Regions from separate parts of the Homo sapiens genome. Here all the other regions are linked to region 2. The links are chromatin contacts, found by Hi-C or POLR2A ChIA-PET in ENCODE. All regions are on one chromosome and are shown on one strand. Each heading gives the region's core, a stretch centred on a gene start or an enhancer-like site at or near the end of the contact. The rest is flanking DNA. Distances are from core to core; before and after follow the strand shown. Region 1 holds the start of HIBADH (3-hydroxyisobutyrate dehydrogenase). Region 2 holds the start of LSM5 (LSM5 homolog, U6 small nuclear RNA and mRNA degradation associated). Region 3 holds the start of HERPUD2-AS1 (HERPUD2 antisense RNA 1).

What was found. Hi-C counts contacts between places; a loop is a spot of excess contacts on that map. ChIA-PET counts read pairs that join two places held with the same protein, here RNA polymerase II (POLR2A). Pooled maps may share reads with other maps.
Region 1: a map of naive thymus-derived CD4-positive, alpha-beta T cell shows a loop between it and region 2 (10-fold over the local background). The contact joins the promoter of HIBADH here to the promoter of LSM5 in region 2. A Hi-C loop is called at or near these places in 1 of 168 maps with a recorded cell type or tissue (naive thymus-derived CD4-positive, alpha-beta T cell), 1 of 37 single-sample maps with no recorded cell type and 13 of 50 pooled maps. POLR2A ChIA-PET finds 5 or more read pairs at or near these places in 1 of 52 experiments (WTC11).
Region 3: a loop to region 2 is called in a map of ascending aorta, with 6 times the contacts of the local background. The contact joins the promoter of HERPUD2-AS1 here to the promoter of LSM5 in region 2. A Hi-C loop is called at or near these places in 2 of 168 maps with a recorded cell type or tissue (ascending aorta and naive thymus-derived CD4-positive, alpha-beta T cell) and 13 of 50 pooled maps. POLR2A ChIA-PET finds 5 or more read pairs at or near these places in 1 of 52 experiments (HCT116).

The regions. Positions count from the first base shown.
Region 1 is chr7:27,660,702-27,664,920 of GRCh38, reverse strand. It overlaps HIBADH (3-hydroxyisobutyrate dehydrogenase), which reads left to right and starts at 2,038. Exons shown (of 8, transcript NM_152740.4): 1 at 2,038-2,223. The coding sequence starts at 2,133. All of the region lies in intron 2 of LOC105375211 (a long non-coding RNA gene), which reads right to left. RefSeq lists a silencer at 1,849-2,268 and an enhancer at 1,484-2,301.
Region 2 is chr7:32,488,495-32,492,681 of GRCh38, reverse strand. LSM5 (LSM5 homolog, U6 small nuclear RNA and mRNA degradation associated) reads left to right here and starts at 2,302. Exons shown (of 5, transcript NM_012322.3): 1 at 2,302-2,362; 2 at 3,338-3,433; 3 at 4,030-4,057. The coding sequence starts at 2,317. RefSeq lists an enhancer at 2,350-2,399.
Region 3 is chr7:35,692,164-35,696,725 of GRCh38, reverse strand. HERPUD2-AS1 (HERPUD2 antisense RNA 1) reads right to left here and starts at 1,520. Exons shown (of 1, transcript NR_136255.1): 1 at 1-1,520. HERPUD2 (HERPUD family member 2) reads left to right here and starts at 1,591. Exons shown (of 9, transcript NM_022373.5): 1 at 1,591-1,925; 2 at 2,099-2,542. The coding sequence starts at 2,396. RefSeq lists a silencer at 1,713-2,122 and an enhancer at 1,565-2,452.

The sequences.
Region 1 (4,219 bases), core at 789-3,288, 4.8 Mb after region 2:
CTCCATCTTCCTGGAAGCGGAAGTCAGGGGCCACTATAAGGCATTGAAACAATTACAAACAAAAATGCGTGGCAAAGACTCAGGGAGGAGTTGCAGTGCCTTTCAAACAAGGGCATCAGGAGGGCAATCAAATGAAGAAAGCTAACCAGCCATAGGCAGGAACTGCATTTGCCAGTACAATAATATCTGCAAGCACCTTCAAACAGTAAGAATTACTTAAAAATTCATAACGCTTCTTTAAAATCATGGAAACCTATGAAAATTCCTTAGTTTATGAATCAATGTAGGGCTTCTTGGAGGAGACATTGTTGGAGAAGACAATGCAGGGCTTCTTGGAGGAGACACAGTTGAAAGACCAATTGCAGTTCAGGAGTTAATTATAGAAACCTGTAGTGCTGGAGGAAGAAAAAGAAAAAGAAACCTGTAGGCCCACATTTGTTGCCTGCAGGAGATCTATTCCAGCTAAAACCTGACGAAACCAGGAAGAGAGGCACAGGTGGGAAATGCTCCAGAAACTAATTTACCCCTAGTAGGGGTGGGGACCCAAATCTAGGAGAAGGTCTAATTGTTGAAATGAGTTTTTTCTCCCTCCCTCCCTTCGTCCCTTTCCTTCCTTCTTTTCATTTAGTGTTGGGTAGAGGGTTGGGGTGGAGTGATGGTCAAAGAAGGGCATTAACTTCCTCCCAGTTACAGATAGGGACCTTGCACTCTGTACAAGTTTTTAAGTTTTTGGAAACGTTGCCAGCATGCCCAGAAACATGAAAAGAGCCCAGATGGAAATGATCCAATTCCTTTGCTTTCAACTCCATGGGTTACTGAGTTGAAAAAAAGGTCAAAGTCAAATTTTGTTGATTGTGCTACTTAGATTGGGGTTCGCATTTCCCTAGCTACTCCATACACATTCTCTTTCCTGCTGTATTGCCATTCTCCAAAGGCTATAGTCTTGCTTTGGTGTGGTCATGGCTTCCAACCCTTTGGTGGAGTCAGTGGAGATGAGAAGGCCTGCAATTACCCCCAAGGGGTTTACAGACTCAAATATGTACACTAAGCATTGACAGAAGAATGACTAAATGTCTGTCTCTCTGCACCGCGCAGTGGCTCACGCCTGTAATAACCAGCACTTTGGGAGGCCGAGGCGGGCGGATCACTTGACGCCAGGAGTTTGAGACCAGCCTAGGCAAAATGGCGACACCCCGCCTCTACTCAAAGTGCCAAAAAAATTAGCCGGGTGTGGTGGCGCACGCAGGCCTATAGTCCCACCTCACCTACTCCGGAGGCTGAAGCAGGAGAATCACTTGAACCCGGGAGGCGGAGATTGCAGTGAGCCGAGATCGCGCCACTGCACTCCAGCCTGGGTGACAGAGAGACTCCGTCTCCAAAAAAAAAAAAGGTCTTTCTAATACACATACATATACTACTACTTTCTGGATTTTATATTTAGTTTTGCTTACAAAATGGATTTAGGGTGTAGAATTTTCAAAGATTAGAGAAATATGCCTTGAAATAGAAAGTGCAAGTTTCTAGTAACTCTTCCCTTCAAAGATAATGTTACCAACTTCTTTTCCTACTATTTTTAGTATTGAGAAACTGTTGTGTTAAGTAAAATCAAATGAATTTAAAAGTTATTACACACATGGTAGCTTTCTGAGTGTTTTTCAAGCTGCGAGTCAGTTTTGTCCTTTTTAACACGCAGCGGTTGTGGGGACAAGGTTTCCGAGGAGGCGGGAGCGAGCGACGGCCCCCGCCTCCCACACGCCCTCTGCTTTGGTAAACAAGGAGACTCCCGCCCGCAGGCTGTAAATGAGGCACGAGCTTGGGGGCAGCGCCAGGGCGCCTGGCGTCACTGTTCAAAAAGGCCTCTTATTGGTCCTTCGCACAGCTGCGGACCTGGGAATTCTGATTGGTCTGCTTCCCTGTCCGTAAAGGGATTGACAGGCCCTGCCGCGTCAGGCCGCTCCTCTCGGCTCCGCGCTCCTTCCCTCGCGCGTGGGCACCCGCCCCCGAGCGGTGAGAGCGCGTGCGCGCGCGCCCTTCTCCGTGGGCGAGCCAGCCAGTCCCGCTGCACACGCTCGCAGTCTGTGGGCCCTCCGGGAGGCGGCGGAGGTCACCGCGGGGAGAGGGGCGGGCGCAGCATGGCAGCCTCCTTACGGCTCCTCGGAGCTGCCTCCGGTCTCCGGTACTGGAGCCGGCGGCTGCGGCCGGCAGCCGGCAGCTTTGCAGCGGGTAAGGACCTCACGCCTCCTCCCCCTTGTCCTTCTTTCGGCCGCTCGCTTCTTCTGTCCAGACGGCCGAAGAAGTCTTTTCTCGGGAGGCCCTGCGGTTGGGCTGGGGCTTAAAAAACAATATTTTGGCTGGTACTAAAGGCCTGTCCTTTTCTGCGGCCGCCACTCACTCCGCGAGTACCCCCCTCTGCCTTCCCTCCCTTTCTCCCGGGCTCCTGATGAACGGGTTCAGCGCCCTTTTCGGGATTTAGGAAGAGGTGGGGAAGAGCTTGGGCTGAAGAGAAGAGAGTATTTGGGACCCCGGCATGCTGCTTTGGAGTTAGGACTCCGAGGACGTTTGGAGCGCCCAACTCCAGGAGCAACCCGCACTCACCCCAGCGACCCCTGGTCTTTCAGCGCCCCCAGGGTGCACCTTGGGTTGGGGACACACTTGGGCAGCAGGGCCTGATGTTTAACCACCTGAGTCCGAGGGGATGGCCTTATTACACAAGCGGTGGCTGTACAAGCCAGGCAGTAAGTCTTTCAGCAAAGTTTCAGTCACCCTTGACCAGCAAGACGGGCTTCCCCCCTCTACTGTAACCTAAAAAAATGTCATTTTTGTCAAATTATGAACCAAAACACGTTCAGCGTCCTCAAGATTGTGGGCAGAATTAATCCTGCCTCCCTCCTCTCATACCATGGTAAATTGTGGAAGCTAGCCATGAACTTACAAAGAGGCAGTTTTTAGAGCCAGGATGAAGATCCACGGAGATCTAATACAGTCTTTCATACTCCGCACGAGGGACATGAGGCCCCTTGGATGAGTGAATCAGGATATTCCCAGCAAGACCTAGAAAGTTGTTATCAGTTGTTCCTAATTCCTTAACTTTCTATCACACCAGGACTCCTCTTTAATTGAAAAATTGGTTGATTTGTGGGGGCACTGCCGTTGTCTTCCTCAAACTGAAAGTTTGAGAGTTGTAACAATGCATCGTTTAGCAAGATCATACTGAGGATTAATAACAAAAAAAACCTTGGCATTAATTTTTTCTAATCTTTGCTTAAAAAAAAAATAGTGGGTTAGGATTTGAGCCCCTTGGCCCCCCGCCCTTTTTTTTTTTTTTTTTTTTTTTTGAGACAGGGTCTCTGTCGCCCAGGCTGGAGTGCAGTGGCCCAGTCACACTGCTCACTGCAGTCTCGACCTCCTGGGCTCAGGTGATCCTCCCACCTCAGCCTCCCGAGTAGCTGGGATTACAGGCATGTGCCACCACGCCCGTCCAATTTTTGTATTTTTAGTAGGGACGGAGTTTCGCCATGTTGCCCAGGCTGGTCTTGAACTCCTGCGCTCAAGTGATCCTCCCAAAGCGTTGGGATTATAGGCATGAACCACTGTGGCTGGCCAGGAATTGTAAGAACTTTCTCTTACAATTCTTAACAGCTTCCCATTCTCCCCCTCAGTGAAACCTCTGAATTTCCTTTCTGGCTGGAGAAGAACAGAGGCTCGGTGAGATGCAAGAGACCAGATGTCTGATACAGAACCACAGTAACAAGATAAAAACTCAGAATATGCCAAACTTGAATGTAACCACTGTTTGAGCTTCATATATTGAGCTACAAAAATGCTTCCGACTTTTGAGATAACCCTAAAAGAATAGACACTTTTCCACAGTAGCACCAGTTTTCACATGAATTCACAATTCTTTCAGTTCCCATTAGCCAAGGAAGACATATTTGCTGTTTAGTGGTTTTACAAGGTGTTCTAATGGTATTTTAATGAACCCTTGATGTACCTTTTAGAGTTATGAAAGTTCTTACCAATTCATGGTGAAAGAGCCTGAGGCCTAAGACTGTAATACGTGCCTCTGTAAACTGGGAGGGCCTACCTCAGAGTGCTGATTAGACTACTTTGGCATATGGTCTTGTACTTTGGGTTCTTTGGCCCAAAGGTAATTGTCAGAATATAGATTTCTGATAAATTTTAAATAGTTCTTTTGTGATGAAGTGGTTAAATCACTTAA
Region 2 (4,187 bases), core at 1,053-3,552:
ATAATAAAAATACCACTCCCTGAAATCCCCATTAACTCTACTATGTAAGTGAACTATATATCGTTCCTTTTTTCAGATTCTAAAGAGATTTTCTTTATTCTTTATTAGTGGCATTCAAAATTGCTAATGTTTATTCTGTTTTTTTTTTGTTGTTGTTGTTTTGAGATGGAGTCTCACTCCGTCGCCAGGCTGGAGTGCAGTGGCACGATTGGCTCACTGCAACCTCTGCCTCCCAGGTTCAAGCGATTCTCCTGCCTCAGCCTCCTGAGTACCTGGGACTACAGGCGTGTGCCACCACACCTAGCTAATTTTTGTATTCTTAGTAGAGATGGGGTTTCACCATGTTGGCCAGGATGGTCTTCATGTCTTGACCTCGTGATCCGCCCACCTCGGCCCCCAAAGTGTTGGGATTATAGGCGTGAGCCACTGTGCCCAGCCTATTTTTCTAATTTTTAAAAACTCTATCAAATAACAACAATGTTTTGAATTCTCCCATACTGTCAGTATGGTATGGGGAAAATAAAATAGGAATAGAAAAGGAAAACCAGGAAAAGAGGTGGTTTTCAACCAAATGAGGATTGGACAAAAAGAAAAAAAGAGAAAGAGAAAGAAAGAAGCGTCACAAACAAATCTGGCATTACTTCGTATTTAAAATCTTATGAAGAGTAAGGAGAATGTTGATGGGTGTGAATGAAATAGTGAGAATCAATTTAAAGAATATTCATTAGGCGCCCTACAGTGTGCCTGAAAATGTAGTGTGCACAGTGTATAAAATAAGAAATTGCTTCCTTAAAGTGGCTTATGTCTGGTTATAAAAATAAGATGAATGCAAAACCAGCTAGCAATGCTAGCTTTATGTAGCTTCACTCTGAGCCAGACATCATGTATTAGAAAACAAGGATAAGTAATAACAGCTCATGTTTAAAAGGGCTATGTGCCAGGTCCTATGCTGACCACTTTTCATAGATTATCTCAATTAATCTTCACATTAATCTTATGAGTAGATACTGTTGTCCCCATTTTTTCCAATGGGTATATTGAGACTTAAAAAGTTAAAATAACTTGCCCATTGTCAAATAACTGACCATGGAATTTGAACCAAAGTCATTTAATTCAAAATGAAGAAATTTAATCACGTAAACTACTGCTTCCCATAATTCTCAGCCTTGAGGAACTCAGTCTATGAAGGAATGATGGGTGCTTAATGACCATTTGTTGTATGAATGAATGACGTTCTTTGTGGCCGCTCATGTTTATTGTTTAGCTTTTTTTTTTTTTTTTTTTGAGATGGAGTTTCGCTCTTGTTGTTCAGGCTGGAGTGCAGTTGCATGATCTAGGCTCACTGCAACCGCTGCCTCTCGGGTTCAAGCAGTTCTCCTGCCTCTGCCTCCCGAGTAGCTGGGACTACAGGCGCACGCCACCACGCCCAGCTAATTTTTGTATTTTTAGTAGAGACGGGGTTTCACCCATGTTGGCCAGGCTGGTCTCGAACTCCTGACCTCAGGTGATCCGCCCGCCTCGGCCTTCCAAAGTGCTGGGATTACAGTCGTTACCACTGCGCCTGACCTAGACTGTTCAGGTTTAAGTTCCTAGGATACAAATATAAAACAGACTAGGGCCGATACTTTGCTGTTTTCAACACAGAAGTGGAAAGCATGATTTTACACTTCTGGAATAATTTAGAGTGACATCTGGTGGTTGCCTGTGAGACAAGAATTGTTGAAGAAACTGAATTTAAAAGCCTATAATAAATAAGACTACCAGACATAAAAAGATAAGAACGATGAATTAAAGTAGTAAAAAGTTTAAAAAACATATCTTAAATCCTCACTAAAGAAAAATTTTAAAAAATGCTAGTTGCAGATTTTCAATCCACTGGACTTTAAAAAGAAACAATAGATTCCTTAATGAGTAGTTGTAACGAAAATTGTAACAGTTAATTGATGGCAGGAAATACGAATTGATTTATACTGGTTTGAAGATTCTGGCTTGAGAGGAAATGCAACTTTACGGGGGAAGAAGACTCAAACGTTACAGGAACAATTTATTCACAAGGCAAAATATCTTCAACGTCTCTCCAAAACTTCAAGGGCATTATGGGTATCTGCCGAGATGGTAAAATGTCCAGTGGGCAGGAAATATTTCACCGGATCTCACTTGCCGGGGAAAAAAGCCAGTGAACGCGACCCACGCAGCTGACTAGATCGTGCGCTCGGCCTCAGATTGGTCGAGCCTGTTTGGGCTGCGGAAAAAGCGGAAGCGCGCTTTTCAAAGTCGTCCCACCATCAATGAAGGCAGGCCACTTCCGGCGTAGCCATGGCGGCTAACGCTACTACCAACCCGTCGCAGCTGCTGCCCTTAGGTAATCGCCGTCCTTTGGGGAGCAGGAACAGGGAGCTGACATTCAGGATTGGGGGCCGAGGGGCTGTTCCGAGGCAGGCCCTGGCCGAGTGTGGGGAAATGTATAAGACCAAATGCGGTTCGACTCTGAGCTCCAAGTCTTCGCGACAGCAGGCCGCACCTGCTCTTTAACGTGGTCGGGCTCCTCCAGGCAAGGACTTTGACTTCTCAAACCAGACCTTCACTGGAAAAGGTCCACATTTAGTGAACGCGTCGTCGGCCTACTTTGTTGTGAGCCCGCCTCTGCAGTGTTATAGGTAGTAGGCCTACTTCTCAGCCTGGCGTTTACGATCCCCAGATTAGATAGACCATGTTATGTATGTGGTTGGTTAGTGACACTAACACCCTGGTCCGGAATGAGCCTTAAATGAGGAATCTGGAAACCAGCTCTGTTTGTTATTTATTCATTCAATAAGTAGTAACTGAGTATCTATACACTAGATACCGTGCCTGGGCATTTTTCAATGATAAACCATAGCCATTGCCTTCAAATAGCACACAAGCCAGTGGAGGAGAGAACACTGGACAAGTAGACATCATGCCACATAATGCTAGGCTAGCTAAAGAGATGTTCAAGCTACCGTCAGAGCACAGAGGATAGACAGAGTTGGGAAAGGGAAGCAGTGACCGGAGAGTTTCCGGTGAATATAATTATACCTATCTCCTCTTATATTTTTGTAGTTGGTGAAGAGTGATTGAACTAGTGGTCGTGGCCGTGATTGAAAAGTTTTCATTCCTTCATGCCACAGACTCTTTTGGAAGGCTCATTATGTGCCAGATGCTGTGCTTGAACTGAGATTTGTATTATAAGACCTAAAGTTATTGAATGAATGTTTTTCCTGGTTTTTCTTTCACTATATGCAAGTAAGAGTGCCAGTAGGCACTCAAATATTTGTTGAAATAATGAATGGTAAAATAATATTTTTTCCCTCCTCAGAGCTTGTGGACAAATGTATAGGATCAAGAATTCACATCGTGATGAAGAGTGATAAGGAAATTGTTGGTACTCTTCTAGGATTTGATGACTTTGTCAGTATCCTTTTAAAAGGTGGTGGTGGTATAGGTTTTTCTTAAGTAATAACATAAGAACTATAGACAATCAGTATATTTGTGATTATTATAATAAAAATCAGTTCATTCTCAGGGAACTTATGATAATGTTTTAAGAGGTATGTATTGAAAGACGGTAAAGTTCCTATCAACAACAAGCATTTTGAATTTGAGCCATTGTATTAAACATTGTAATTAAAACTGAACAGGCGAGCCCAGTGGCTCACGCCTATAATCCCAGCGCTTTGGGAGGGCGAGGTGGGTGGATCGCTTGAGCCCAGGAGTTTGAGACCAGCCTGGGCAAGATGATGAAACCCTGTCTCCACAAAAATTACAAAAATTAGCTGGGCATGGTGATGTACACCTGTGGGTCCAGCTAATCTCCGGGGCTAAGGCAGGAGGATCCTTTAAGCCTAAAAGGTGGAGGCTGCAGTGAGGTGTGATTGTACCACTGCACTTAAGCCTGGATGACAGAGCGAGACTTTGTCTCAAAACAAAAACAAAAACAAAAAACAAAAGCTGAACAAAGGCAGAAGCTAGAGTAAATTCTGTATTTATTTTCTTAACACCAAATTTCAGATATGGTACTGGAAGATGTCACTGAGTTGTGAGTAGTGTTAAAGAATTGGGGGGAATCTCTTCTTAATTAAAGACAGTTTTACTACTTTTGAGTAAAATTATTTATGAGAAAACATTACCTCTTGGTGGAATAACGTTAAAGATAGACGTTTTATCTG
Region 3 (4,562 bases), core at 271-2,770, 3.2 Mb before region 2:
AGGAGCAGCAATGGGCGCCTCGCTGGATCCAGAGGGATGGAAGTCAGCTGTGGGTCTGTGACAGCGGCAGACAGCAGTGGTGGACGGTGAGCGAAAGCTCAGCTTGAGCTGTGACACACACGTACCAGAAAAGTGTGCAATTGCAAGATTTAATAGAGTGAAAACAGAGCTTCCATACAAAGGGAGGGGACCCAAAGAGGGTAGCCACCGCTGGCTTGAATGCCTGGGTTTATATCCTGATCATTGTCCCTCCTGTTGTGCTCTCAGGCGATAGATGATTGGCTACTTCTTTACCTCCTGTTTTTCCCTAATTAGCATTTTAGTGAGCTCTCTTTACTACCTGATTGGTCGGGTGTGAGCTAAATTGCAAGCCCCGTGTTTAAAGGTGGACGTGGTCAATTTCCCAGCTAGGCTTAGGGATTCTTAGCCAGCCTAGGAAATCCAACTAGTCCTGTCTCTCAGTACCCCCTCTCAACAGGAAAACCCAAGTGCTATTGGGGAGGTTTGACCACCGCTCTAACTGCTTCCTGCTGAATTGGGGCACAGTAGGGGTTGTGCAGTTGAGATTTCCTCCGTAGGGGTGCCTTGTCTCTCAACTAATTCAGTGGTGGCTACCTCGAAGCCCTTCTGAAGCTAAGAGGGAAAGAGACCAGCTCGCAAAGTCCCCTATGTTATCTACTCCTAAGTGGAAGCTGGGAGCTGTGAAAATGCACATCTAACAACCCTTAACTTACTATACCGACTTCTAAACCACAGTAGAAAATGAAGAAAAGTTCGGCTATGGGCAATAGACTCAACCTTTTGTTCTATGTCTAACCTATAAAATAGAAAAATAATACTGTCATCCCTCATCTCCCACCATACTGAACACGCATTAGGTGCTCAATGAATACTTGTCCATTTTAGTGAAGATTAAGAGGAATGAGACGGAAACTGACACTTGAGAGGCTGGCACACGCCAGAACTGCACCACACTTTGCACTCATAGCTCATTTACTCATCAGCTTGTGGTCAGGTAGGCATTACCGTCCCCATTAGAGAAGTCAACGGAGGCTCAGCAAGGACGGCCAGGGTCCCCCAGAAAGTAGAGGAGGACTTCAGGTTTAACCAAAAGCCTGTACTCTTTACACATGTACCCCATGCCTTCTCCACCAAAGCTCCTGGCACCGTGCTTTGCAGACAGACGACGCTCAACACATTTTGAGCAGAAGCGTGGTTCAGCACCAGGAAGGACACCAACTTTTGCAGAGACGACTCTTGGGATGGAGAAAGACTTCCCAAATCTTCAGGGTGCGGTCAAGACAGGGTAGGCTAGCGCCAGGGGAGCTAGTGGCTAGGCCCCAGGGCAGCTGGGGCCGAGGCCGAGCAAACGGCCAGGGGAGAGGCTCCCAGGAGCCCGATCTGCCGCTGGGCGACGCGAAGCCTGGCGGCTAGAGTCCCGGGCAGCCCGAGCACGGCGGGAAGGCGGCAGCAACAGGATCGGCAGGGATGGCGGGGACGGGGGAGGTCCATGTGCAGGGGCGTGCCGCCGGTGACGCACTTCCGCCCTGCCTGTTCCGGCTTAAAGGGGCCCCAGACAATCCTCGCAATAACAACAAAACCGGCGCGCCAGCGGTGGCGCAACGGCTCTCGTCCCCGCCCTCCTGCTACCTGTAGTCGCCTGGGCCGCCCCCGGCCCAGCCCTGCCTTGCCGCCACCCTGCGCTGTCCAGACTGAGGGGTCAGGCGGAGAGCCGGGCCGCGCCTTCGGTCAGCTTCTCTCCCTTTCACCCGCGCCTCCTCGCGAGACCCGGGGCTGGGCCGTGCCGGTCGCCGCGCAGCAGGAAGGGAGCGGCTGCCACGGAAAACGCCTGGCCGGACGGTGTGGCTGGCGGCCCTGCCTGGGCGCGGAGGGCGGCGGTGGCGGGCCCCGCGGCCTTCTCTCAGGTACCCCAGTGCCCGCTGACCGCCCTGAGCGGCCCAGCTGCTTCCCCGATCCGCACCGCGGGGCCGTGGCGTAGGGGCCTTGTTGCGTTCCAGCTTGGGGGTCGCGGTGGGGCGGGGCAGTGACCCCGGGCCGGCCGTTGTGCCCTCATCCCTCCCACCCTTCCTTCGTATAGCTTCCTTTCTCCTCACGACGGCCTCCACAGTCCGGAGCCCGGCGGAGCCCGGACCTGGCGGGGAGAGCTGCCTCCACGGCCGGGCACCCAGACCCCACCGTCGCAGTCGCCACCACCTCAGTCCATCCTTGGTACCGGCAATGGGCTTCGTATCCTCCAGTGCACTTGTAACTGACTTGGACACGGAATACTAAGAACTCACTTCTGTCCTCATCCCAGTCGCGCCGGCGGTGACCATCTCGGCTCTTTTGGGCTTAACTGCCGCTCCTCTGGACTCTGTCTGACTTTGGGGGCACCATGGACCAAAGTGGGATGGAGATTCCTGTGACCCTCATCATTAAAGCACCGAATCAGAAATACAGTGACCAGACTATTAGCTGCTTCTTGAACTGGACCGTGGGGAAACTAAAAACGCATCTATCTAACGTTTACCCTAGCAAACCAGTAAGTGTGTAAAAGCTGGGGGCAGCTGCTCTGACCAGCAGCTTTTCGTGCCGTGTACCCTCCTTTTTCCTGCTTCTCCCCTCCAGTCTTGAATCAAATAGGTCTCTTTTGGTAGACCGCGAGGTATTTTGAGTTCTGAGGTTGTGTCTCCTGAGTGTTCGAACCATCATTAATATTTTCCTGATGAGGTTCAGTTAATTAGTAAGAGGAAGCAGAAATATCAAGGGACTTAAGAATTGGCAGGCAAAGACCGGGCGCGGTGGCTCACACCTGTAATCCCAGCACTTTGGGAGGCCAAGGCGGGCGGATCACGAGGTCAGGAGTTCGAGACCAGCCTTACCAACATGGTGAAACCCTATGTCTACTGAAAATACAAAAATTAGCTGGGCGTGGTGGCGCATGCTTGTAATCCCAGCTACTCAGGAGGCTGAGGCAGGAGAATCGCTTGAACCCGGGAGGCGGAGGTTGCAGTGAGCCAAGATCGCACCACTGCCCTCCAGCCTGAGTGGCACAGTGAGACTCTGTCTCAAAGAATTGGCAGGCATGGAAAAGGGACTACTTTCTTTGGACTTAAAGTCATCAACCTAATATGCGAGTGAGAGATATATCCTTTCTTAAAAAAAAAAAAGATAAAGCACTACAACCCGTATCAGAGCTTTTATTGCTTATTACACTAAAATTCCATTTTACTTTCAACACTTGGCCCAGAAACTTAAACAGAAATTGAAGATTTTTTTTTCTTAGAAATAAGTATGTGTCCCCTATAAAAATTATACTTTCAAGGTTACTATATATGTTTCAAGGACCAAAGAATTATAAGTTGTAGATTCGTTTTCACCACAACCCCTTTCAACATTTTTCTCCTGTAGAGGATACATGGACATTAGTTTAAAAGAGAACTGCCCTCCACCCCACCACCATTTGGTGCATCCCTCTCATATGGCTTTTCCATTCTGTGTTCCATTCTGAATCATAACTGGATATTGCAGAGATAATAAATAAAATATAGACAGTACAGCTCCATCTGTCCCCAAAGTCAGATTTGAAAGGCCGTGGTTGGTAATCAAGGAGTCTTGGAATAGTTTAGAAAAGAAGTATACCGTCATGTAGAGTACTGTATATGAAAGTGAGGCTTTCGCATTCTCCACTGTATACATTTTTTATTCTTGAATAAGTAGTGTTTAATTACTAAAACTTTTGTTTAATAAAGAGGGTCGGATTTTAGGGTGGGAAATAACTTTTGGCATCAGGTACATTTAAGCATGGATCTGTTGGAAGGCAACTATGCTTTCTACACTTAACACTTGTTTTATGCACCTAAGTTAAGGAAGACACTTGATCTATATTACGATATTAATGAATTATGAGCATTTCAGTGTTGTAGTATTAAGTTTAGTTAGGCTTTTAGACTTGCAGAAGAACCACAGAAATAGGACGGTTATTGCAAAAACAGGAGGTTTAGAAAAACAACTCTTAATCGGCATTAGCTGTGTTTATCAGTACTTTGTGATACAAATATTTTTAGTAGGAGGGAAAAAAAACCCTGAGGAATTTAAGTACTTAAACTAGTTAGAGCCCCTGTTTATTCACATCTTTTGTTTGAAAGTTAAGATTTACACAGGGAGTAAGAATCTGTTTGAAAATACCTTGATTACAAAAGATTTCCTGTTGCATATGATTAGTTTCACACATTTTTGAAGTGGAAAATAGGTTTTTAGGATAGTCAATTGAAAGTCATAGACTTCCATAATACTGTTCATAGCAAATATATGCTCTGGTATGTACGTAGGCGAGATCTTTACATTGTACTATTAAACCAAAAGGGACCTAGTCTGCAGTTTATAGACTTTTTTCTAAAGCTTTTTTAAAAAAAAGTACCTGAGACGGGAGTGGGAAGCCTGTCTGCCTTATCTACCCATGAAGAGGCCTGCTTTTGGCAGGAGGTCTGCCTGTGCAGCACTGATCACTAGTGGAGGATGTCAGTGCCGCTGTGCATTAGTTAGCTGTCTGAGGATGAGAT